Regions from separate parts of the Mus musculus genome. Here regions 1 and 2 are each linked to region 3. Evidence: chromatin loops called from intact Hi-C (ENCODE). Cell type or tissue: left cerebral cortex. All regions are shown on one strand.

Region 1 (8,000 bases), 87 kb before region 3:
GACAATGTGCCCTGGACTTGAGTTGTCTCAGAACAGGGTAGCTTTCTCAGAATGTCTGGAGGGGAAGACAGATTCCAGAAAGAACACTAAAACTCACCCCTAGTCACCCTGCCTTATCAGACAGGTCCTTTGGGAGTAGACTGGGCTTGATCAGATGAGCCCCAATGTGGCCTGCAGGCAAGGTTGGTTTATTCAAAACAGTGTTTTGAAGAAAAAAAAGATGCAGTTGGTTGCTAGCATTCACAAGTCAGGAGGTTTCACACTAGGACCTCATTTCTGACGCCTTTAAAAATAGAATTCAAGGCACTCTGGGTCTGAAGTGTGAAATTCCTGGCTCTGAACATGACAATGTGTCTGACTGGGATCCGATCAGAGTCTCTGAGGTAGTCAGGCTCTCAGAACAGCTGCTGCCTCTGCCCAGTGTCCACCACCAAGTGTTCCATAGCCAGGAGGGTTTGGGGATTCATCGAGCCTTCTGAGCTCAGATCTGGACCTCCTGCCGATCTCACCGTGGGCCTTGTTTCATAAATGAATTTTCCATATCTGATCTTTCCAGAAAGAACCCACGCCAGTTTCAAGTAGATCCCTCTCGTGTATCCTCTCATCCATCGCGTCAGGAGACGCGAGCGGTCCTCAGCTCACTGTGGTGCAAAATGTCAGTTATGGTTGTTCAAGGAACAGTACATGGCCTGGGCTGGGTAGCTCTGTTGCTTAGAATGCTCACCTTGTGTGCACAACACTTTGTATACAATTATTATGCTATACACTGGCTATAATGGCTTATTCCTGTAATTCCAGCATTTGAGACGCAGAGGCAGGAGAATCTTGAAATACTTATTCCTGCGGTAATACTATTATTACTGTCCCCGGGTTTCCTGCCAGCCAGAGGGAAAACAGAAGCAACAAGGAAGTACCACTACCACCATCATCATCAATCATCATCACCATCATCACCATCATCTTCATCATCCTCATCATCACCATCCCCACCACCACCACCACCATAATCATCATCACCACCATCATCACCACCATCACCACCATCATCACCACCACCACCATCATCATCAATCATCATCACCATCATCACCATCCTCTCCTCTCCTCTCCTCTCCTCTCCTCTCCTCTCCTCTCCTCTCCTCTCCTCTCCTCTCCTCTCCTCTCCCCTCCCCTCCCCTCCCCTCCCCTCCCCTCCCCTCCCCTCCCCTCCCCTCCCCTCCCCTCCCCCCTCCCCCCCTCTCGTTTCTCTGTGTAGCTCTGGCTGTCCTGGGACTCTCTTTGTAGAGCAGGCTGGCCTTGAACTCAGAACTCAGGGATTAAAGGTGTGCACCTCCACCGCCTGGCTTGACATCTGTCTATTTGCGCATCATGTCTGCTCAGCTTCACTGGTGGTCGCAAATGTTAAGGAAGTCATGGGGGAAGAAAATATTATATAACCATGAAGTGTTGTTTAGCTACAGAGGCAGAACCTACTCTGACCCCACACAAATCCCAGCTAGAACATGTAAAGAACCCACGTTGCCCCTGACTGCAAAGAGCTAAAACAAAAACAAAAACAAGGGCTGGAGAGATGGCTCAGCAGGTAAGAGCACCAACTGCTCTTCCGAAGGTCCTGAGTTCAAATCCCAGCAACCACATGGTGGCTCACAACCATCTGTAATGAGATCTGACTCCCTTTTCTGGAGTGTCTGGAGATAGCTACAGTGTATATAATAAATAATTAAAACAAACAAACAAACAAACAACAACAACAACAACAAAAACAGGGTAAATGGAAAGATAGCAGCGGTCAAAGGTGAGGGGAACTGAAAACATGACTGAAGAAGCCCCGAGTCCCCACAGGGGGCTGTCAAGGAAGGCTTCCCCAAGGAAGTGACCAGGATGATGGGTTTGGAAGGTTGCATAAGAGTTTTCCGTGTAAGGGAAGAGGAATATGCCAGGAAAAGCTGTGATGTCCCTAGGGTACCTACTGAGAACTGGGTTGTGTCACGAGGCCAGAGCATGGAATACAGTTGTGACTGGTAGCGGGGGATTGGAGCGTGGCTTTTCCTTCCTTCCTTCCTTCCTTCCTTCCTTCCTTCCTTCCTTCCTTCCTTCCTTCCTCCTCCTTCCCTCCCTTCTTTCCTTCCTTCCATCTTTTCTTCTGCCCCTCCACCCCCTCAACCCCCCTTTGTGGGTGTTGTTCTTTTTCCAAGACAGGGTTTCTCTGTGTATCTCTGACTGTTCTGGAACTCCGTCTGTAGACCAGGCTGGCCTTGAACTCAAGAGATTTAGCTGCCTCTGCCTCCCAAGGGTTAGGATTAGCCTGTGCCACTCACCTGGCTGGAAGGCAGCTTTTCGAGGCAGTTTAGACCTAGGAGAAAACCCGATGAGCTTGTAGTTACCACTTCCTTCTGACCCCATCGGCAACTTATTCCTGCCCTGGTTTGTGTGTGATTTTTTGACGTGCCATGGAGAAGTGTCTCAGCATGGCGGCCAGTAGCCTGGTTTTGGCAGGGAACCCTGGAAACCGAGATTGCAGGGGATTTTTTTTTCAGCTGCTTTAGGAGATTTTGTGGAGTCCCAGGGGCTGGCAGGGCTTGCCAGAGTGGGTGTGTCTGTGCTCAGCCCAGAGCCAGAGGACAGGGAATTAGCGTGTGCAGGGTCCTGAGTGGGAACGGCTGCAGTGTTCGAATTCCAGCTGAGAGGGCAGGACAGGCTTCTCTCTGTTCCTCCCCCGCTGTTCTCCTGCCCGAGCTCCAAGGCTAATAGAGGCCAAAAGAGTAGCTTAGAGGGAAGTGTGGAGGCTTTCAGCGCCCTTGAAAAGTGGCCACCAGGAGTACCTCATGGGTGTGGTGACGCACACCTTTGATCCCAGCACTCAGGAGGCAGAGGCAAGTGGATTTTCTGAATCAGAGGAATTGAGTTCCAGGACAGCCAGGGCTACTTAGAGAAACCCTGTCTCAAAAACCACAACAAAGAAACAAGAGAACAATGGCTGGGAAAATACTCCATAGGTGAAATGCTTGCAGCATAAGCATGAGCTGGCTTCCCAACACCCACATAAAAGTCAAGTGTACCTGTACCCTCGGTAGGACGGAGGCAGAGACGGGAGGGTCCCTGGAGTTCATTGCGCAGGCACCCTAGCTAAATCAATGCGTTCCATGTTTATTAAGAGATTCTCTCAGAAAACAAGAGGGAGAGTGAGGAAGACACCAAGCATTGACTTCTGACCTCTGTATGCAGGCAGATATCCATGCATGCACAACATACACATATGTGCACGTACATGAGCAGGTACACATGGTGGTCACAATCTGGGTTAACAATCTTTCCGGGGGACTTAGGTAGGCAGACCTTCTCCCTCTCGCCCACCCGGAGTTAAAGTATGGAGATCTGAGAGCCTAGCCCATGCTTTGGACTCTGTGTGACTCTGGCAAGACCCTCTCTGGTTTTGTGGCTTTGAGTAGCTTCCCACAGGTTTTTGGCAATCGAAAGAAACCATGGGGGTAAATAGACAAGCAAATAGATTAAAAAAAAAAAAGATTTATTTTATGTATATGAGTACACCATTGCTCTCTCCAGACACACCAGAAGAGGGCATCAGATCTCATTACAGATGGTTGTGAGCCACCATGTGGTTGCCAGGAGTTGACCTCTGGAAGAGCAGTCGGTGATCTTAACCGCTGAGCCATCTCTCCAGCCTGAAAATAGAAATTTTAAGGCTGCAACTGTGTGTGTGCAAACGTGTGTGTGTATGCTTGTGTGTGTGCATATATGTGTTTGTGCATGTGTGTGTGTTTGTAGATCTGTATGTTTATGGCTGAATTCAGCATCCTCTACATGTTAGGCACACCATCCACCACCAAGCTGCCTACCTCCAGAGTCATCGGTTTTCATAGCTCCCATAGAGTGAGGGCAGTGTACAGTAACAGCGCTGGGCGAGACTTGAGGCTCCCCGAGGTCACTCTCAGCCTGAAATGTGTCCATACCACTGCTTACCAAACAGTCCTGGCTCCTCAGCTCTCAGTGTGCCATAGAAGTTTACCTTCCTGCCTTCTAGTAATGGGCGGCTCATCCAGCTTGTTCTGGCCAATGAGTTCTAATTAAATCAAAGCCATTAGTGGCTGGCAAGGGGATTCATTAATCTGCAGTTTGTCACAACCCCTGGCAATAATGACCTGGAGGGCCCTAGAGCAAAGGTGACGTGGGACATAGTTGGTTCATGGTGTTGTGGACAGGAGCCATGAATGAGAAACTAGTTCTTAGTGTCACGGCCTCTAGGGTTTTGGAAGTTTGTCACCCATGCTATCTAAGCCTACCCCTATTATAGAACAATGTGGGGCCCAGAAAGACAAAGAGATGTTCCAATTCACGTGGCTGCAGAACACACAAGTTTGAGAGGTATCATAGCACGCACTCTTTGTCAGGGGGGCCACCGTAAAGATTGGAGTGAAGGTGTCTGTTTTTGGAGGACCCTTGAAAGCGTCTCAGTGTTTGGTGGGAAAATGCACAGGTGCACAGTACCATTTCTGGCCACTAGAGGGCAGCTGGACCCAAGTTTGTAATTGAGGTGGGGCTGCGGCAACCAACTCTGCTAAGCCCCACGTTTGGAAACTGTGGGTGGCCACCAGAAAATAAATGTGGGAGTGGAGAAAACTGGGCAACAGCAAAAGCTTTCTTTTTCTTTTCTTTTCTTTCTTGATAGTGTTTCTGTGTATAGCCCTGGCTGTCCTGGAACTCACTTTGTAGACCAGGCTGGCCTCGAACTCAGAAATCCGGCTGTCTCTGCCTCCCGAGCGCTGGGATTAAAGGCGTGCGCCACCACCGCCCAGCAGCAAAAGGTTTCTGAATGCACAACAACCCTGAATCATCGAACTCAAAATGAATCTGGGCTGTTTCTGCCAACTCTTGTGTGTTAGTATTGAACGTTCGATGTGCACACTTTGACCGACGCATGCCATACACTGCCGAGGAATACCACCTAAAAGCTCACAGACGCTATGGTACATTGTAAATTGCAATGTCTTTGCTGCTAATGTAGAAACATGATGGAAAACGAAGTCAGCATTTTCCTCCAGTTGCTCCTTATTGGCTAAGTAGAAACTTAGCTCAGTCCATGGCTGTGCATAAACCAGGTGTGGCAGAGCCCGCCCGTAATCGCAGCCACCATCACTGGAGGCCCGAGGACACCAGTTCAAGGTCATTTTTGGAAGTTTAGGGCCAACTTGGTATATGTAAGACCCCATCTAAAACAAAAACATCTGCTTCAGCTGCTGTCTGGAGTTTCAGAAGAAGACTAAGGGAGATCTGACTTGGGAGTAGGGTAACACATTTCTAACAATTTCTGAATACAGGCCATTTGCTATTATTTTAATTTATGCAAAATGGCAGTCTGAGCATTGCCAATGATACAATCAAAATATCCATCAGTTCTAGGAAAAAACCCACTGAAACAGCTAAGATTTAGTTTCATAAAAACAAACGAACATCTCTACCTCATTAATATGCAAATTTGCCTTTGTCTTTAACAAATGGTAAACTTTTACGTGTACCAAAGAATTATTTTAAAATAAATTTCTTTTTTTCAAATTAATGTTATCTATTTGGTGTTATTCTGTTTTGTTGTTTCTGTGGCTCTGGGGACTGAACTCAGAGTTTTATGCACGTCAGCCGGGAGCTCTGTCACTATACCAATCCCCAGGCAAAATGGATCAATTCCTTTGAATTATTCTCAGTAAGTACTCGATGTATAGGACTGTATTCTATACCTATATACATGACGCTGAGTACAAATGTCTCGGCTACAGCGGCTGCAGATAGAAAAAATGACAAGAGGTTTGCTCAGAGATGGTCAGTCAACCCTGGAGGGAAAGGAGGCAGACCAGCAGGCGAAAGACAGAGATGGATGGGACGCGGGTCTTGCTCTGAAAGGAGGGAGGCGGGGTGGATTCTAGATCTTCAGGCTGGAAGAAATCACTTCAGGGCATCTAATCTCTAACTGAGAAGACAGCTGAGAACTAGGAGGGTTTTGTTATTGTTGTTAGGTTTGGTTTTTTTGTTTGCTTGTTTTTTTCCGGGACAGGATTTCTGTGTAAAGCCCTGGCTGTTCTGGAACTTACTGATACCGGCCTCTACCTCCTAGTGCTGGGATTAAAAGTGTGTGCCACCACCTCCTGGCCTATTGGACAGGAGTCTTATAATGAGTGGTCAGGCAAGGAGAACCCAGGGCCCCTGACTTCAGCCCCACCCAGCTGCTTGATCTCCAGGAGGTAATAAGGCAGTGTAGGCCCTACAGAGCCGGCTCCCCAGGGTGTCCAGGCTGATTTTGCCACCTCTTTCTTTTCTCAGGGCCTCAAAACATGTAGGGAGGGGAAAGAACTCAGACAGCGCCCCTCCCCCTCCACTGTGATTGCTTGCAGGTTGCCTGGTAACCAGGGCATAGCCAGCTATGGCAACCTAAGGCTCAGAGGGATGAGAATGGGATGAGAAGAGAAGAGGATCCTGGGCCCACACGTTCATCATTCAGTCACTGTGAGAAACATGCTGAGTGATTCTTGTTAGGCCCTGGGACCCAGAGAAGGATAAGATCTGCGTCTTTCAGGACTTTGCTGTCCAATATGGTAGATGGACATTCAAATGAAATAAAATTGAAAAAAAAAATCCAGGTCCTTGGTCATCATAGAATAGTGGTAAGTGCTCGGGAGCCGCCTGTGGCTGGTGGCTATTTTATTGGACAGTGGACACATAGAACATTTCCATTATCACAGAAAGTTCTATTGGCCGGCCAGAAGCTCACTCGCCAAGGCGAGCAGCTCACAGGAAAGCAGGCCAGAGCCCCCAGTGTTGTGGGGTATGGCAGAAAGGAAGTGGCAAGATGATGGGTCGAGGACATGCCAAGAGAACGTTGGGCTTGGCTCCTGGCTCAGAGTGAGTGTTTAGGGCACGTCTGTGGCCTGCACTCTGTGGCTGAGATGCTGTGCCCATCTGCTTACGGGCCTGGCTTTGGCAGAAGACTCTGAGTTTCTCCAGCCTGGCTCAGTCCCTGGCACAGAGTAAGTACCCAGCCAATGGCGTCTCTTCCCACCACGGTCCTTCTCATACTATCATGTGACAGAGCAGCCTGGTGCTGGGGAACCCAGGAAAAGGTTCTTAGCCCAGTGGCCACAGGCTGCTGAGGATCTGCCTCACCAGAGACAGCTGGGGTAGGTCTGTGGATTTCTTTGAGGTCTGGCCCGGGGCTGGCTAGCTTCATACCCCGAGTCTTACTTAGCAGAGGATCTGTCTGAAGCAGGATGGGTCTCAGAGAATGGATTTGAAGGGTACAGTTGTATACACAGAAATCCCAACATGAAGCACAACCGCAGGAGCATGGACACAGATGGCCCTGGGGTCAGCAAAGTCTTAGGTGGTTGCAGAGGGAAAGTGGGAGGGCATGAGACAAACAGGGACATCACCGTTGGAGTAGCTCAGTTCTCTCTTACTGGTGACACTTCTCAAGGGTCCAGTCTTGGAGACAAGGACACATGGGTTATGTGCCATCCCCTCCCTAGGTGGCTCTGCGCGTATAGGGCAGCTCAGCTGGCTGACGCCCATAGCTCTGTAGGATTCCAGAGACTCAGAGCAGCCATTCACTGCCACCCACTCTCAAGAGGCCAGAGCCTCCCTGCCCGGAGCCCAGTCCAGCGAGAGGGACAGGTCAGGGGAGAACTGGGCCCTCAGCTAGTGGACTATGATCAGGAGGCTTAGTGAAAGCTCAAGAGAGGACCCAGAGAAGAGAGGTCTCTGAGCCCGGCCACATGGCTAGCCTCTGGGTGCAGAGGAGTGGGTGGGGTCTGCAAGAGGTCAGCTTCCTTGACTGAAAACCACCGGCTTCTTTTCTGTCTTCTGATCCAGGTAGGTGTGCCTGCCTGTTTGTGTGTGTGTGTGTGTGTGTGTGTGTGTGTGGGTATGTGGGGAGGGTAGAACCAAGGTGTTCACAGGACACGGGGCTCACTGAGGAGGCAAGGATCTAGTGACAC
Region 2 (8,000 bases), 790 kb after region 3:
GTAGTAACACTACATTTTTCTCTACTTTGGTCTCACTTTGCAAAGTCAGTTCATTCTTTTGGACCTCTTCTTTGAAAGACAACACCCCGTGCTCCACAGACTGTCCGAAATGCCTTTCTGAAGTCGGAATGTGCTGGACCAACATCTGGAACAAACTGCATTTTGCCATTCCCCAAATTTCCCTGCATACTTCTAGCCTTCTCCCCAGGTTTCTGGAGACGCTGGAGGGGAGCCACAACCTACCTGGATAGTTTTGGTGAGCTTCAGAGCTGGGGTTACAGTCCCAATGGGCGGGCTTGTGAACGCAGCAGGGGATCTCCTCTTCAAGCTGATCTTCTCCCGGGCATCAGCCACCTGGCGGGGCTTCTGGGGCACAGTGCCCTGCTGCTTTCGTGAGTTCAGCATCTCCCTGGCATCCTGTACTTTCCCTTTGATCCGAAACCGGGCGTCTTTCTGCAAAAGCTTTTCCCGGGCATCTTTGACACCCAGCTTGAGCCGAGCATCTGAGAGCCCAATCTTCTGTCGGGCGTCAAATCTCTGCTGGAAGGTGGCTGTGCGAGCTGGCTGGTTAACAAGACTATGCTGGATTCCAACTCGAGACCGGACACCTCCAATTCCTGGCCTGACACTGAGCCTGCAAACACATAATCAAACAGGAAATGGATCAGGGGCTTAAGAGCAGCCCATGGAGGAGAGTTGGAGACACTGACCAAAAAGCTTGTCCCGGAATTTCCACAACCCTGCTGGCACCCAAATACACAGAAACATAAATATTTCTTTCTCGCCCCAGGCTTTTAGCTTGGCATCATAAACAAAACCATGGAGAACCCATTACCAGTTCAAACTGTTTGCTCTCTTGGCATTCTTTTAGTCAACATTTTATATACCTGCTTTCTGTGTGGAAGGCAGGCAGACCTGGTAAAGCTGCCCCTTAAAACAAATGGTGCCTCTATGCAGGCAGGTACCTCTTAGCAGGACTAAGGAAGCCGACCTGTAGGTCTCAGCACTCAAATGTCTAACAGAATAAAGATAAAGGATGGATCCGCAGCAGGATGGATTGCAATCAGAGCATTTGGGAGATTGAGGCAAGAAGACTGAGTCAAAGCTGGTCTGAGTGAGACTGCAAGACACAGCTTGATAGATAGATAGATAGATAGATAGGTAGATAGATATCAAAAGCAGAATTCAGCTCAGTGGTTGAGACTGAACATAAGCAGTGAACAGAAGTCCAGCTCCCAGGACTGGCACTATTAGACGGTGGGGCCTGTTGGAGGAAATGTATCCCTTTGGAGGTGGGGTTTGAGACACTCCTCCTAACTGCCTATAAGACAGACTTCTAGCTGCATTCTGATCAAGATGTAGAACTCTCAGCTCCTTCAGTTCCATGCCCGCCTTAATGATAATGGGCTGAATCTCTGAACCTGTAAGTCAGCCCCAATTAAATGTTGTCCTTTATAAGAATTGCCTTAGTCATGGTGTCTCTTCACAGCAAATGAAAACGTGACTAATACAGTGGTCTAAAACCATCTGTAACTTCAATTTCAGGAGATCCAATGCCCTATTCTGACACACATATGTTACACATACATACATACACTACATACATTCATACAAAATACTCATATACATAAAACAAGTTAATCTTTTTTTTTTAAAAAAGCTGTTCAGTAACCAAAAAATGTATAATTTCACTTTTTTTTTTTCCCTTATTTTTGGTTTTTCGAGACAGGGTTTCTTTGTGTAGCCCTGGCTGTTCTGGAACTCACTCTGTAGACCAGGCTGGCCTCGAACTCAGAAATCCACCTGCCTCTACCTCCCAAGTGCTAGGATCAAAGGCATGCGCCACCACTGCCCGGCCAAATGTACAATTTCAGAATCTCCTAAAATTAAAAAGGAAGACTTGAGAGAAGTCTTTGCTGTAAAGAGACACCATTGCTATTTTTCCTGCCCCAAGTTTGGTTCCCAGCACCCACACAAGGTGGCCCACAACCAACTCCCTGCAACTCCAGCCACATAAGCTATGATGTCACTTTCTAGTCTCTTCAGGCACCACATGCAGAGGCATATACACACATGCATACACATAAGTAAAAAAATAAAACCAAAAATGAGCCGGGCGTGGTGGCGCACGCCTTTAATCCCAGCACTCGGGAGGCAGAGGCAGGTGGATTTCTGAGTTCGAGGCCAGCCTGGTCTACAAAGTGAGTTCTAGGACAGCCAGGGCTACACAGAGAAACCCTGTCTTGAAAAACCAAAAAAAAAAAAAAAAAAAAAAAAAAAAAAAAAAAATTAGAAATGAGCTGGGTGGGGGTGGTGAATGTCTTTAATCCCTGCACTTGGGAGGCAGAGGCAAGCAATTTGAAGCCAGCCTGGTCTATACAATGAAAGCCAGAGCTACACAGAGAAACTCCATGTCCAAAAAACAAACAAACAACAACAACAAAAAACAAAACCACAGAGAGAGAGAGAGAGAGAGAGAGAGAGAGAGAGAGAGAGAGAGAGAGAGAGAGAGAGAAGGAAGAGGAGGAGGAGGGGGGGGGAGGGAGGGATGACTGAGTGAAACTCCACTGATCATGCCCCATTCCTGTGGCCTCCAGTGGCTGGAGAGGCCACCCCCAGCCCTGCTGAGTAACACACAGGAGTCTGCAGTTTCTCTTGCCTGGCTTACCTGCCTACTCAACCAGCAGGCCAGGCCTCTTTCCATTGCAGTCAGGACAACCACGTTTAAGGTACTTTCTCAATGTCATCTCCTTTCTCAGAAACCCTCCTTGATTCCCCAAGACAACTGTCCTGTGTGCCTGTTACACCCGCTAACTTCCTTGTTTTCTCTCCCAACCCTGAGCTGGAAGAGGAGAAAGAGATTCATCTCCTTTCCAGACCTAGAACTTCACAAGTAGCACTGGGAGCTGGTTAAGCCTCAGAAACTCTTGTGGTTCATCTTGGATACGGAGCTGTCAGTTCCCCCCCAGCTCCAAGCTCTGGGGACACCTGGGCTGCATTTTTAACTTGCACACCAAACCCAGAAGAGCTATGCTGCACAAACAAGGTTGCCCTACTGTTTCCAATCCACTGCCTGAGCCTCCCAGGAAGCGCCTCACACTGGGCAAGTCACCAGTCACAAGGACCCTCCTCTTACCTGACTCCTCCTCAAGTCGCTGGAGAGAACTGCCCACCTTCTCCTCTGCTAAAGACCGCACCCCAGTAATCCCAGTACCCAACAAGGGGTGTGGGGGCAAGGTGGGAGGATTATAAATTTGATGGGGGAATCTCACAAAACCCCACAAACCACCTGGTGGTAGGGGGAAGAGGTCCACTTCCTTAGTTCATACAAGAACTGGATGGGCTGACAGAAGAATTGGAGTTCCTTACAGAATCAAGCAGAGTAACTTTAAATTGGAAGGTGGTACTTGTCTGGTGTGGCTTTATTTTCTTACCCAAAGACTCAAGGAGATGAGGCTGAGAACACAGTTCAGTGGTAGAGGCTTGTCTAGCGTGCAATGTACCCTGGCTGAATCCCCAGCACAGTAGTGGGAAAAAAGGATTCAAGGAAATGGAGCCACTGGAGAAGCCAGTCAAAAGGAATGAGGCCTGAGGTACGGAGGAGGACAGCACCCATGATTAGGGAGAATAAAACAGCTATGAAGCAGACAACATATACCTCGTTCAATTGGGCTACCCCTGACTTAGGGGCCCATAGCTTGGAAGCCACAGGCAATAGTGGGGTTACTTAAGAGAACCTAACACCACACTGAAGGAGCCCTTACAGGCTTTCTCATAGTCTCTTACATCTGTTGGTGATGTCCATTAAAGATAAAAATAAAAACTGGCTATGGACTCAGACAGAGTTGCTATTCAAGTCGTACTAATAAGCTGAGGGACAGTGACCTCTCCTAAGTCACAGATTACCCAAAGCAGGAAAGGATAAGCCTCCAGGTGCTTCAAGCTGAAGAATGGCCTGCAGCCATCAAACAAGCAACACAGTCCTACTGGAAAGGAAGACACAGGCACAGCCTGTGGGGTCGTCACAAACAAGTGGAAGCTTAGATCTGATCCCGCAGACTGGGAAAAGCAGTGGTCAAAGGGTATTCTAGACAAGCAGTGTGTGGAAAAGCCAACTGTAGCCCAGGGCTTGCAACCACCAGTACAGCTACAATGTACTCATATACATAAAATAAACAAAATTTAAAAAGTTATGTTATCTGCTTCATTAATCACTTAAGCAATGAAACATTTCTGCCAAGAAAGAGGGAGGGGCTAGAGAGACTGGCCAAGAGCATCTGCTGCTCTCCGGAGAGCACCAAGGGTTAAGTTCCTAGCACCCACTTGTGGCAGCTCACAAGTATCTAGAACCCCAGTCCCAGAGGCTCTCATCTCCCCTTCTGATAACCAAAAACAAAGTAAAATTTTTTAGATAGCCTCTTGGTGTAGCCCTGGCTGTCCTGGAACTCACTCTGTAGATCAGGCTGGCCTCGAACTCACAGAGATCAATCCGCCCCTGCCTCCTAGTGCTGGGACTAAAGGTGTGGGGTACTACACTGAGTAGGCAAATCTTTAGAACCAAACAAGCCACCCAACCCTCCATCACAAGCTTATAAATAGGGTTAGTGTAATATTCAGGGAGATTACCCTAATCCTAGGGACTACTGGTGAAGAACGATCTGAATGTCCTTCTGTCTATTTAAGACACCAACAAATAGCATCAGTAACACTTTCAAAGTGAGATGGCTACTGTCCCTAGGGGGAGCAACATCTTCGGGTTCTCGTCTTACTCGGGGACAGGGCACACTCTCCTGCTGATTACGATGAGACTGCACATGAAGAACACTGGGAAAGTGCTCAGCTGGTCACACACTAGTCACCAAGACAACCTGGACTGACATTTGAATCTATAGTAATGCCTTGCTTGGTGACAGGGACATACTGAGAAATACAGGACAGTAATGAAAACAGCTCAGCACGGCCATGTCACATAACCCCAGTGGCCACCTTCATGCATGCTACTGGTCTACTGTACCTAGGGGTGCATTTGTGGAGGAGAGGATCTGGCAGGGATGTGGGCGCTGCTCCTGCTGGGAGTAGCTACTTTGCAATTTGATGCGTTCATTCCCTGGTTACAGGCATTCTTTCAAATCCTTTCACAGCTCTGGGAGTTTCTGTGTTCCAGCTTTCTATAATCACATCTCCTCTTTCTACATGAAAAGACAGCTATTCATCCCAGCAGGCAGCAGCACGGGTTACAAGACAGGACAGGCATTAGTCATCGGAATTCTTCAAATAAACACTCCAGCTAGGGGCAGGCCTCCTCAAACAGTCAATTATGTTACCTGCCCCAGAACTGCTGAAGACTAGCAAAGTCCTTCCCTATGCCGGGGTCGGGGATGGGGGTGTGTGTGGGGGGGTAGGGGGTGGTCTTAGTCTCATCCCATCTCTAAGCCTGCAGCCTCACATCCCATTTTAGGAACTACTGAATTTCCTAAATACATTCTGTTTTTGTTTTTTGGGTTTTGTGTCTGTGGGAAGGTAAGGAAGGGTACCTTTGAGCAGGACTCCTTTTTTCTTTTTTTATGTATACAGTGTTCTGCCTATAAGTATGTTTGCAGGCCAGAAGAGGCCTCTGATCTCATTATAGAGGGTTAAGTGGTTGCTGGGAATTGAACTCAGGACCTCTGAGAGAGCAGACAGTGGTAATGGCTGAGCCATCTCTCTCTTGCCCTGAGCAGGACTCTTACTGCACCACCTAGGTCAAGATTAGCAGTGCAACTCTGCAACAGCTTTCAAGCGCCCCCAGCTACTCCTTAAGCTCCTGGGAAGGGACACTGTAGACCAAATGAAAGGCTGATGTCTAATGGACCCTTCCCACTCCTGTTCTCCAAGTAGAGCCTGGCATACACTGAGGGTGTGTAAGGAATAGGAATGCCCTGCCTGCCGGGAGTGGTGGCGCACACCTTTAATCCCAGCATTGGGAGGCAGAGGCAGGCGGATTTTTGAGTTCGAGGCTAGCCTGGTCTACAAAGTGAGTTCCAGGACAGCCAGGGCTGTACAGAGAAACCCTGCCTCAAAAAACCAAAAAAAAAAAAAAAAAAAAAAAAAAAAAAAAAAAGAATGCCTTGCCTTTCTGGTTCTGTGGAAGACAGATGTGGGACACAAAGGAGGCTCATCAGGGTAGCCCTGAGTTATATTTAAATACACCATAGGGAGCATGTGAGATAATGTATGTGTGTGGCCACGTACATACCACCACACAAACACAGAGCTCAGAGGACAACTTTCACAAGTTTAGGATAGAACTCAGGTTGTCAGGCTTGGTGAAAGACTCTTTAACCTGCTGATCTATCCTACTGGCCCTGAGGTCACTTGGGGGCGGGGGTTGTTGTTTTTGAAGACTTATCTTTTACTTTATGGGCTTGCCTGACTGTTATGTCTGGGTACCAAGCGCCCAGGGAAGCCAAGAGAGGATATCAGATCCCAGGGACTGGACTGACAGTCGCACACTGCCATGTGAGCACTGGGAAGCCAACCCAGGCCCACTGGAGAGCCGCAGCCAGTGCTCTCTTCTTTCTTTCTTTTTTTTCCCCTAGACAGGGTTTCTCTGTGTAGCCCTGGCTGTCCTGGAACTCACTCTGTAGACCAGGCTGGCCTCGAATTCAGAAATCCCCCTGCCTCTGTTTTCCGAGTGTTGGGATTAAAGGTGTGCGCCACCACTGGCAGGTAGGTGCCAGTCTCTTAACCGCTGACCAGCACTGAGATAATATTTATACAGAGAAAACAAAACAGTTTAATACAAATTAGTAATACAGACAAGACAGTAGGACGCATTCCTTTACTGAAGACTTTTCTTCCCCTTGCTTTTTGTGTTTGCAGCCACATTTCCTTCAGCCCAAATCAACAAGGAGTAACACTGGGGCCAGGGTTAGATGGTCTGAACCTAAATTCACTTTCCTCCACCCACTTCGGCTCCAAAGACTCCTCAAAATATAGCTGATCAACGCTAGCACACTCTAACTAGACCAGCAGTGATCCCAAGAACTAGACAGGCGGTGTTCTGTACGCGTGGAAGGTGAGGCAGAGCTAAACCAAGGCCGTCTGACTACAGAGCCTCCTTACCTAGCCGTTCCCCACGCAGTCCCCACTTCTCCCCCTGTAAGGAAAGCTCCACGACACCCCCCCCCCATTTTCTCTCAACACTTACTACAAGGTACATCCTTTGTTTTCTGAGGCAGGGTCTATGCAGCTCCTGGTGGCCAACAGGCCTCCTACCTCAGCCTCCCCAGGGCTGAGGTCACAGGCCTGCTCTACCTACCACCCTCAGTTCTAACATGGCACACTTTTAAGGTGCCAGGCAGTGGTAGTGCACGCCTTTAATCCCAGCACTCGGGAGGCAGAGGCAGGCAGATTTCTGAGCTTGAGGCCAGCCTGGTCTACAGAGTGAGTTCCAGGACAGCCAGGGCTACACAGAGAAACCCTGTCTTGGGGGGTGGGGGGAGTTATGGGTATGATCTAGAACGAAGGGTTGGTTTCTAGATGGTTCTAGTTTAGGTTGGCATTGAGGGATTGGGGGTGGGGGCTGGGTTGTCTGTGTAGCTCTAGCTGTCCTGGAACTTTCTATGTAGACCAAGCAGGTCTTGAACTCAGAGAGATCCAACTACTTCTGTCTCCAAGTGCTGAGACTAATGGCGGGTGCCACCATGCCTGGCCTGATGGTGCTGTTAAGAGGTGACTGAATCATGAAGGATTAACCCCACCGACTGGCTGCTCCACTGATGAGTTCACAGCTAAACGGGCTATTAGGGGCGAGGCCTACAAGTAGGAAGTAGGGCACCTCCTTTGTAAGGCTGTATGCTCTCCTTTCACTTCTCCACTCAGTTACCTCAAACCATGAGCTCAAGTACTGTCATAGCAACGTCACAGCTAACAAGCAGGGCCTCTCCTGCACAAGCAGTTCTCTGAACAAAATGCTAAGAACACCATTGCAAGAACACTATGTGGCAGGAGAACGTGTG
Region 3 (8,000 bases):
CCACTTAGGCCTGGAAGGGTTGCCATGTGCTGAACATGCAAAGCTTTGTTAACTGCTTAGCAGAATATTTGATAACACTTGGGCCCCTGGGGGGGGGGGCGGGGAGGATCCCTGGTGCTGTGGGGTCATTCAGTAATTAAACCCCAATACTGTGAGTGCCTTTCTTCAGCATTCAGGACTGTCCAGGGAAGAAGGTCGAAACAAGAACATCGGTAGTTCAAGGTCATCCCTGGCTACACAGGGAGCAGGCAGGCTATCCTTGGCTACATGAGATCCTGTTTGAACAAGAAAGTGCATTAGTAGTAGGACCAGTGTGTTGTGTTTGCACTGACTAGTGTGCTCTGCAGTGAGGAGGCAGCTAAGCTCATTTGCAGACCAGTGCTCCTAAGCAGAAGGGCTAGCCTCCGGGCAGTCAGTTCTAGTGCTGTCCCCACAGTGCTGCTCTGTTCCCTCTGATGGAAGAGCCTTGCTGCCAAGTCTTGGAAGCTATATACATAAGTACAGAGACAGTAACAAAGTTACCATTTCACATCCACTGTGGGAGAATCGGATAGAGCCTCCCATCCCTTCCTGCTACCCCATGCAAGGTCTGAGTCAGCTGGCAGCAAACAACATAGATCTCCAGGACAGGGGCATCAACATGGTATGTGTGTACAAGAAGGTTCCACACTCAGGCAAGAAGTAAGAGAGACCACAGGAAAGGGGTTCACCAGTGCAATTTTATCACAACCAACCATCAAATAATGAGTTTATTTATACTCTAGTTAAATATTAACATGCACCTTCCCATCAGGTGACCTCATGGGTCATGGCCCATATAGAACTTAGATAAGAAATCCTTTGGCCTTGGTGTTTCTGTTTCATGGAAAAACCGCATAACGTGTGTCCGCTGCTTCCATACTTTGATGGTTTCCTGGAGCTCCATCTTTCCCTGTGTACATGAAGGAAAAGTAGTCAGTTCCAGCCATTAAATGAGGAACACAGCACACAAGTTCAGTTCTGTGTTGTGTTTGGCATGGACTCGCTAATGACCGTACATTAACCATACCCAGAGCCACACTGCCTTCCTGTGGTTGCAGACAGGTGAGACAGCGTGTGTTCCAGGGTGGCATCCCATAGGAGCTAGCAATTCCTACACTTGACACTGTTATAGCTGCAGCATGTCCCTCCTCCCTCCCCCAGACCTCCCCTTCAGGGCCGAGGCAAGAGGATGTGTGGTTCCAGCCCAGGACTCTATCTCAAAAGTGGAGACATCCAAGTGGGGTATGGTGGTACACACTTTTAATCTTGGCACTTGGCAGGCAGAGGCAGGTGGATCTCAGGGCTAGCCTGGTCTACAGAACAAGTCCCAGGACAGCCAGAACTACATACTGAGACCTTGGCTTTAAAAAGAAAAAAGGGGACCTCCAAGTTGAACTTGGAGACACGGCAGCTGCTGAGTCTAGAGCTGGCTTTAATGGAGGTGGTATTCACTTGAAGACTCAGGGGCTCAGGACAAGCCAGCGGCTCTTTTAAGTCTGCCAGAGAGGGCCAGTTACCTTAATGACCAGCAGATCAACCACTCTGGGGTCTGTGACATGGGCATTCTTCATGAACATTTCTCGGACTTTATCCCGTCCTTGTTTCACCGTGATATCCAGCTGCATTAAGTGCACTAAAGAGAAAACTGGACTGTAGAAATCAGACCTTTTAAGCATGGTTTTAGAAGCTTATGTCAGTGGGTGACCACTGGACATGTACAAGTGGCTCAGTTACTTTATTCCGCATAGCCCAACCCTAGCCTGGATACATGCCTTACTAAACTGCCCAACCTGGATCTCAGTGCTCTTGAGTGGGCTTCTGGAGAGGCTGTGTACCTACCTTGCTTTTTGTGTATGGGCGGAGCAGGCTGAGGCAGAATCTAGGGCCTTGCACATGTTAGGCAAGGGCTCCATCACTGAGGAATATTGTTTTTATATGGGATATAAAATATACTACCATATTATTTTTATATGGAATAACCAGCAAGAATAAAGGCACCAGAGTTGAAATCTCTGTAAAATAATGTGTAGGTGTTAAGTACTATATGAATTTGGGAGCTAAGGGGTACTGCCAAGAGTTTGCACAGGGAGGGAAGGCTGTAATCAAACCATCAGACAACCTGGGGAAGGACATGACTCTAAGCCTTAACTGAGAGTGGGACAGTCACCTATGACTGCAAACAAGATACAAGGCTGCCACTGTGGAGCCATGAGTCACACCACCCTGCACCACCACCCCCAGATAAGGGACTGAAACCGAACACAATAAACTTCTCTTCCCTTAAAAAGGGAGGAGGCTGAGAGGTGGCTCAGCATCGCCTTTCCAATCCCCAGCAACCATGTCAGGCAACTCAAAAACCCTGTAACTCCAGCTCCAGGGACCCACCCATGCCTCTGACCTCTGCGGACACTTGGGATTTACCTGCACCCTCCCATACACACACACACACACACACACACACACACACACACACACACACACACACACACACAACTTTAAAAAGTAATAAAATACATTTAAAAAGTCACAGTATTCACCAATCTATTAAGTCAGTGGCTAAACAGTGGCACAAACTCAGGTGACTGAACTTAATGTGCTACATGGGTGTCCTTTGGAGATTAGGTTGTAAACTGGACTTAGTGGTAACAGGACTGTAAACCCAGCCTACAGGCTGGAGGTTTGCCGTGGCTGTGTATGGTGCTATGAATCCACAGCAAGATCTTGTTTCAAAAGAGAAAAGCAGGCTTTAGTCACCCATCCCCTGACACTCAGCCTTCGGCAGATTTGCTGAGGACACCAAGGATACAAAAGGATCACTAGGTGTTAAACATTCTGGCTACAGAGGTCAGTATATTCATTTAGTGAAGATACCTTGTGCACTGGCCATTCTTGTGACATGTCCACTCTGATCTATAAAACTGCAATCAGCCAACCATGGTGGCAGATGCCTTTAATCCCAGAATTGAGGCAAAACCTTAACAAAAACAAAAACAGTGCTGGGCATGGTGGCGCACGCCTTTAATCTCAGCACTCGGGAGGCAGAGGCAGGCGGATTTCTGAGTTCGAGGCTAGCCTGGTCTACAAAGTGAGTTCCAGGACAGCCAGGGCTATACAGAAAAACCCTGTCTCAAAAAAACAAAAAACAACAAACCAAACCAAAACACAACACCCAAAAACAAAACCAAGCCCGGTGTGGTAGCACAGAGGCAGATGGCTCTTTGAGTTCAAGGCCTGCCTGGTTTACGTAGCAAGTTCCAGGCCAGCCAAGGCTACAATGTGAGACGCTGTCTCAGAAAAACAAAACAACAAAAAGTCACAAAAACACAGACAAAATCATGCTGTGTCTAAATCAGGTTTGAATCTTTTGTTATACTCCAATTCAGTGATTGCAGAAATGGTGAACACTAGGCTAGGTTCTGAGAGAGCTGTCACCAAGGTCAGTGCGCACACAGGGATTTCAGGAAAGAACTGTACAATGACAAACTGAGACAAGTTTAAGTTGAGACAGAACCCGTCACTCAGAATCTTAGTATTTGTGAAGCATCAGGCCCAGAGACTGAAGGGTGCAGTATTATAACTACTGTCAGGTAAACTCCAGCCTGAGGTGGGCATGGTTTTTTTGTTTTGTTTTTTCTCCAGTCTGTGTTCTAATAACTAAGAGGAATCTTCTCCCATCAGTGCCTCCCCCGAGTTTTATATCAGTTACTTAAGTAACCTATTTAATACAGTAACTCCCGGAAGAAGACAGTATTATGGCCATTTCACAGATGAGCAAATACCGGTGAAAAATCTTACCCAAGGTCACACAGCTAATAAAGGTCGAAACTGAGGACAGTGTGGCTGCCTCTCAAGCAGTGCTGAGGCGTGCTGTGGAGCTGTTGTTACTCATTGGAAAACGCCTTTCCCCTCAGATCAGCTCAAGTTAAATACATGTCTACTCAACAACAAAAGATGTCCCTGACATATGTAGGACATTTGAACTCTCGCTAACCCCCTTTTAAAATCCACTACAGTGGCAGCATTGAGGGAGACAACCAAGATTGCAGATTCACACTCGCCACTCAGGTGAACAGACTAGATTCTCCCACCTACGGGAAAAGGCGTGTTTTGCAGCAGAAGGGGGTTAGACTTCAAAATTCTGGGGCAAGCTGATCTAGTGAGCAAAGCTGGGGAGCTCTGAGGGGCCATTTCGTCTGGAGGCTTCAAAGGGCAGCAGGCAGCTACTGGGTGACCTTCGTCAAGTCGTTTCCCTCTCGTGATGCAGTTTGTTCTCCAGACTAAGTAACAGATAACTGCTAAAGCCCTTCGCCACTTTAGTTACAAAATCGAATGGGCATCTAGAACCTTCTCTGGAACTGTAAAGCTGGGTTCAAGAAGCACCCGGGGCTAGCTCAGGACCGCGGACGCCCCTCCCAGGGGCTCCATAAGAAATAAGGAACAAAGGCCACCAAAGCAACTGGGGCGCTCGGAAGCCCTGTCCCGGTGTGGGGCACTCTGGCTCGGGTGACCCCCTTCCCCCGAAGCCCAGGGCTCGTTTCTGTCCCACTACGTGACCTCAGCTCGGCCGAGAGACCTTGGGCAGGTGCCTCCGGCGCCCCGAATGCACCCCTGCCTCTCACCGGTGTTCGGCACCTCCCGATACCAAGCGCGGTAGAGCTCGCGCACCCTCCGCTTGGCCTCGTTCAGGTCGCGACTGAAAATGGGCTTCACCGAGGTACTGGCTGCCGCAGCAGCAGCTTGGCGCAGGCCGGTGGCCGCGGCCGCCATCTTGCCGAGGAAGCCCCGCCCCTTCAGCGTGCGCACGCGCGGTGCCACGGGACTCGCTGCCGTGCCTCCTGCAGTGCAGAGGGAAGGACTGACTGGACTAGGGCTCTCTGATTGGCTGGAAGCCTCGGGCTCTGCAATGCGCATGCTCTACCGCGGAAACACCGATCCGGGGTTGGCTCGTTCAACGGCGGCGCTGAGGAACCACCAGGAGGCGCAGCGTCGAGGCTTCAGGCAGCGGTGAGGCGCTCTGTCTGCTCTTACCAAAAGTTTGTTCCTTCAGCCAGGCGCCGTGGTTGGCAGGCTCGGAGGAGAAGACCTCGGGCATAGATAACGGTGCCAGGCGGCAATGGCAGTCTTTCCGCAGCAACAGTGCGTACTGCTGAGCATATTGTGTATGTGCTTCCGGAAAACCGTTTTCTTGTAGACATGGTGTCGATCGCAAAAGCGCCTCTGGCTTGAGCTTTTTGGCGTTTCTCAGCCCCGTTTGTTTACTTACTTCATGCCATTGTTTTGAGTTGTCGTCTCACTGCGCCTGGCCTGGAACTCACTTACGTAGACCAGCCAGGCTGGCCTCAGAGCTTGCAGTGATTTCTCTGCCTCTGCAGGTTTGTGCCCACAGCACTTGCGGTTGCCTTTTTGTAAATAAATGTGTGTGGGTGTTTTGGATGTTTGTATAGGTGTGCGCCACGTGTGCTTTTTGGAGTCCATGGAGGCCAAAAGAAGGCTATGGATTCCTCTGGGACCGACGGTTATGATTTGCTTTGTGGAGCTGGGAATTGAGCCCAGGTCCTTTGGCAGAGCAGTTAGAGTGCTTAAGCACTCACTGAGGCATCTCTCCAGCCCCGCAGTTACATTTGACCTTGCACTCCACATTTCCCCTGCTTCAGTCTCCTTAGTGCTACTTCACCTAGCCTAATCATTTCCATTTTAGACTAGGGATTTTACATCCCAAACCATGGAAGCTATATCTACCTCTGTATCTAATCTATATCTATACTCTATGGTATATATCTATATATATTCGCTGCTATATAAATAAAAGCTGAAGAATTGCTGCCTAACGACATTCTAATATAGTAAGTGCACCATGCTTTTATGGATATTTTTGTGGTGATTTGAACAAACAGTACTTCCAGTCAAAGTACAATGCACACAGATATGCTCAGCACACAGCATTTAAACTCTCATGGAGGAGAGCATGGCAGCAGGCAGGCATGAGTGGCCTTGAAGCAGCAGCTGAGGTCTTACAATAGAGAAAGACTGGGCCGGCCTCTAGTCACTTCTAGTGACACATCTTCAACAAGGGCCACATACTCCAACAAGGCCACACCTCCTAGTCCTTCCCAAAACAGTTCCACTAACTAGGGACCTAGCATTCAAACACATGAACTTATGGGGCCCAAACCACCACATTATTGATTTTTGTTTTTTTCTTTTATTCTCTCCCCTCCTTTTTGAAACCTGGCTAACCTGGGACTTTCTTTATAGACCCATGTTGGATGATTCACAACTACCATAACTAGCTCTAAGGGGCCCAGTAACCTTTTTTCTAGCCTCTATTAAGCACCTGCATAATGTGGTCCCTATACACATACACACATGAACACACACACACACACACACACACACACACGCACATACAGATAAATTATTTAAAAAATTTAGTTTTTCAGACTTGTTTTAAGGTCTAAAATGTAGTCTTTTCTGTCGTGACTAGTATTTCATGTGCATATAAACCAAGACATTCTCTAGTTTTGGCCATCTACAGGTACATAGTCGTGATTCAGCGACCTTTATGAGGTTTGGAGGAGGTAGGAATTGCTGTCATGCGCTATGCCCACTCACTTGATATCACTGAGTACCCTCAGAGGCAGGCTCTGTGTCCTTTCTGTGTCCCAGCATGCTGCTGTACCCCACATGGAAGCTCAACAAACACTGGCTGGGTGAGTGGATGGCACTTGGACGCTGCTAGGCTCCCTTCTTACTTATGATTCAGAGGATAGGCTGCTCGGTGTTAAGCCCTCCCATGTCACTGTGACTTCCATGTCTTCAGGACTTCACATGGCGCTCCCTCATCACCTCGTTACTGCCCCCTTATCCTTGAATGGCGTTGAACTGAACCAAAGGAGTACCAGTGAGGGTGTTACCCCTCGCCGGGCACACTTAGAACCACCTTGAGGCAATTGGCATGACACCCTTCTCAGATATGGAGGGGTTGTCTATCTGAAAGCTCTCTACATCACGATGCCACACCCTCCCTGCAAAAGGAGGGCCTGCGCACCCAACTCCCAGGCAAGGCTGGTATTGACACTCTTCCCAGGCTGTCTGTAGGCTACGTGGACACTGACACAAAGAAGTCTCTGGATCCCTGACTGTCATCCAGATGGGCGTGCTTGGTAAGTAGGTTTAGAGGTGTTCTTGTTAACCCATACCCAACCCAGTGAGAAGGATCCTTAAGGCCCAGTCCTGCCCTCTGTGTATCCCTTCCTTCTTGGCTCTCCCCTTCTGTGTATCCTTCTTGGTTATCCCCTTCCTCCTCTCCAGAACTGATCTTACTTCCTTTCCCCTCTCCTAGCTTCCTTGCAGGATGAGCTTGATACCGTACTCATTGACACGGAGTCCTGAGTGACTCACAGAACTTAGAGTTGAATACACTGCTAGCAGCACTCTCAGTAAGATGTGGTGGCTCTGCTTTAAAATGCTCACCAGGACTTGAAGCAGCAGATAGGAACAGCAGAATCATGCAATCAGTCATGTTGTTATTGATCTGTCTCAGCCATAAGACCAATTTTCTAGACACTGTTAATGGCTTCTCTAATAGGAGAAGCCCTCATTGGGAAACCAAGGGAGGTGTGCTGCCCCACCTCAGTCAGAGAAGGAAGCATTTCACAACCACTATGTCACTATGAATGTGAATTTTAGGCGGGTAAGGGAACAGAGAAGGACCTAGAGTTTGGGAGTTTGTATATATATTGAGTTTAGGCTAGCCTAGGCTACATATTGAGAGTCTCTCTCTCTCTGTCTGTCTCTGTCTATGTCTCTGTCTCTGTCTCTCTCTCTGTATATATGTCAATCAGACAGACAGACAGATCGTAAGATAGATGACAGGAGGGGCCAGAATGACCTCATACAACACTCACTTTTAGGCCAATCAGGGAAGAAGAACATGAGGGGTGGGAAGAAACCCAGAAGATGAGACATCTACAGCCAGA

The links. Hi-C counts contacts between places; a loop is a spot of excess contacts. Peaks named below come from ENCODE experiments on the same cell type or tissue, not always from the same donor. Only the 100,000 strongest peaks of a DNase experiment are listed, where the experiment ranks them.
Region 1: it touches region 3 in a loop (6-fold over the local background); 3 of 42 quality-filtered maps call a loop at or near these places.
Region 2: it touches region 3 in a loop (1.9-fold over the local background); 2 of 42 quality-filtered maps call a loop at or near these places.

What each region holds. Positions count from the first base shown.
Region 1 is chr15:82,262,034-82,270,033 of GRCm38, forward strand. It overlaps Septin3 (septin 3), which reads left to right and starts at 6,769. Exons shown (of 12, transcript NM_001368785.1): 1 at 6,769-7,034. Gm52180 (a long non-coding RNA gene) reads right to left here. Exons shown (of 3, transcript XR_003951511.1): 3 at 3,506-3,683. In left cerebral cortex, CTCF peaks have their summits at 3,556 (motif pointing right) and 4,516 (motif pointing right); DNase peaks (open chromatin) are centred at 4,536 and 6,394.
Region 2 is chr15:83,137,889-83,145,888 of GRCm38, forward strand. It overlaps Poldip3 (polymerase (DNA-directed), delta interacting protein 3), which reads right to left. Exons shown (of 9, transcript NM_178627.4): 2 at 244-634. Among named protein-coding and RNA genes, the nearest start is that of Poldip3, 7.5 kb to the right of the region's middle. In left cerebral cortex, a CTCF peak has its summit at 4,719; a DNase peak (open chromatin) is centred at 5,145; H3K27ac peaks cover 1,047 bases.
Region 3 is chr15:82,349,441-82,357,440 of GRCm38, forward strand. Ndufa6 (NADH:ubiquinone oxidoreductase subunit A6) reads right to left here and starts at 4,851. Exons shown (of 3, transcript NM_025987.3): 1 at 4,641-4,851; 2 at 1,539-1,654; 3 at 699-931. The coding sequence starts at 4,788. The coding sequence ends at 800. In left cerebral cortex, a CTCF peak has its summit at 4,995 (motif pointing right); DNase peaks (open chromatin) are centred at 2,278, 3,901, 4,248 and 4,922; H3K4me3 peaks cover 2,314 bases; H3K27ac peaks cover 1,664 bases.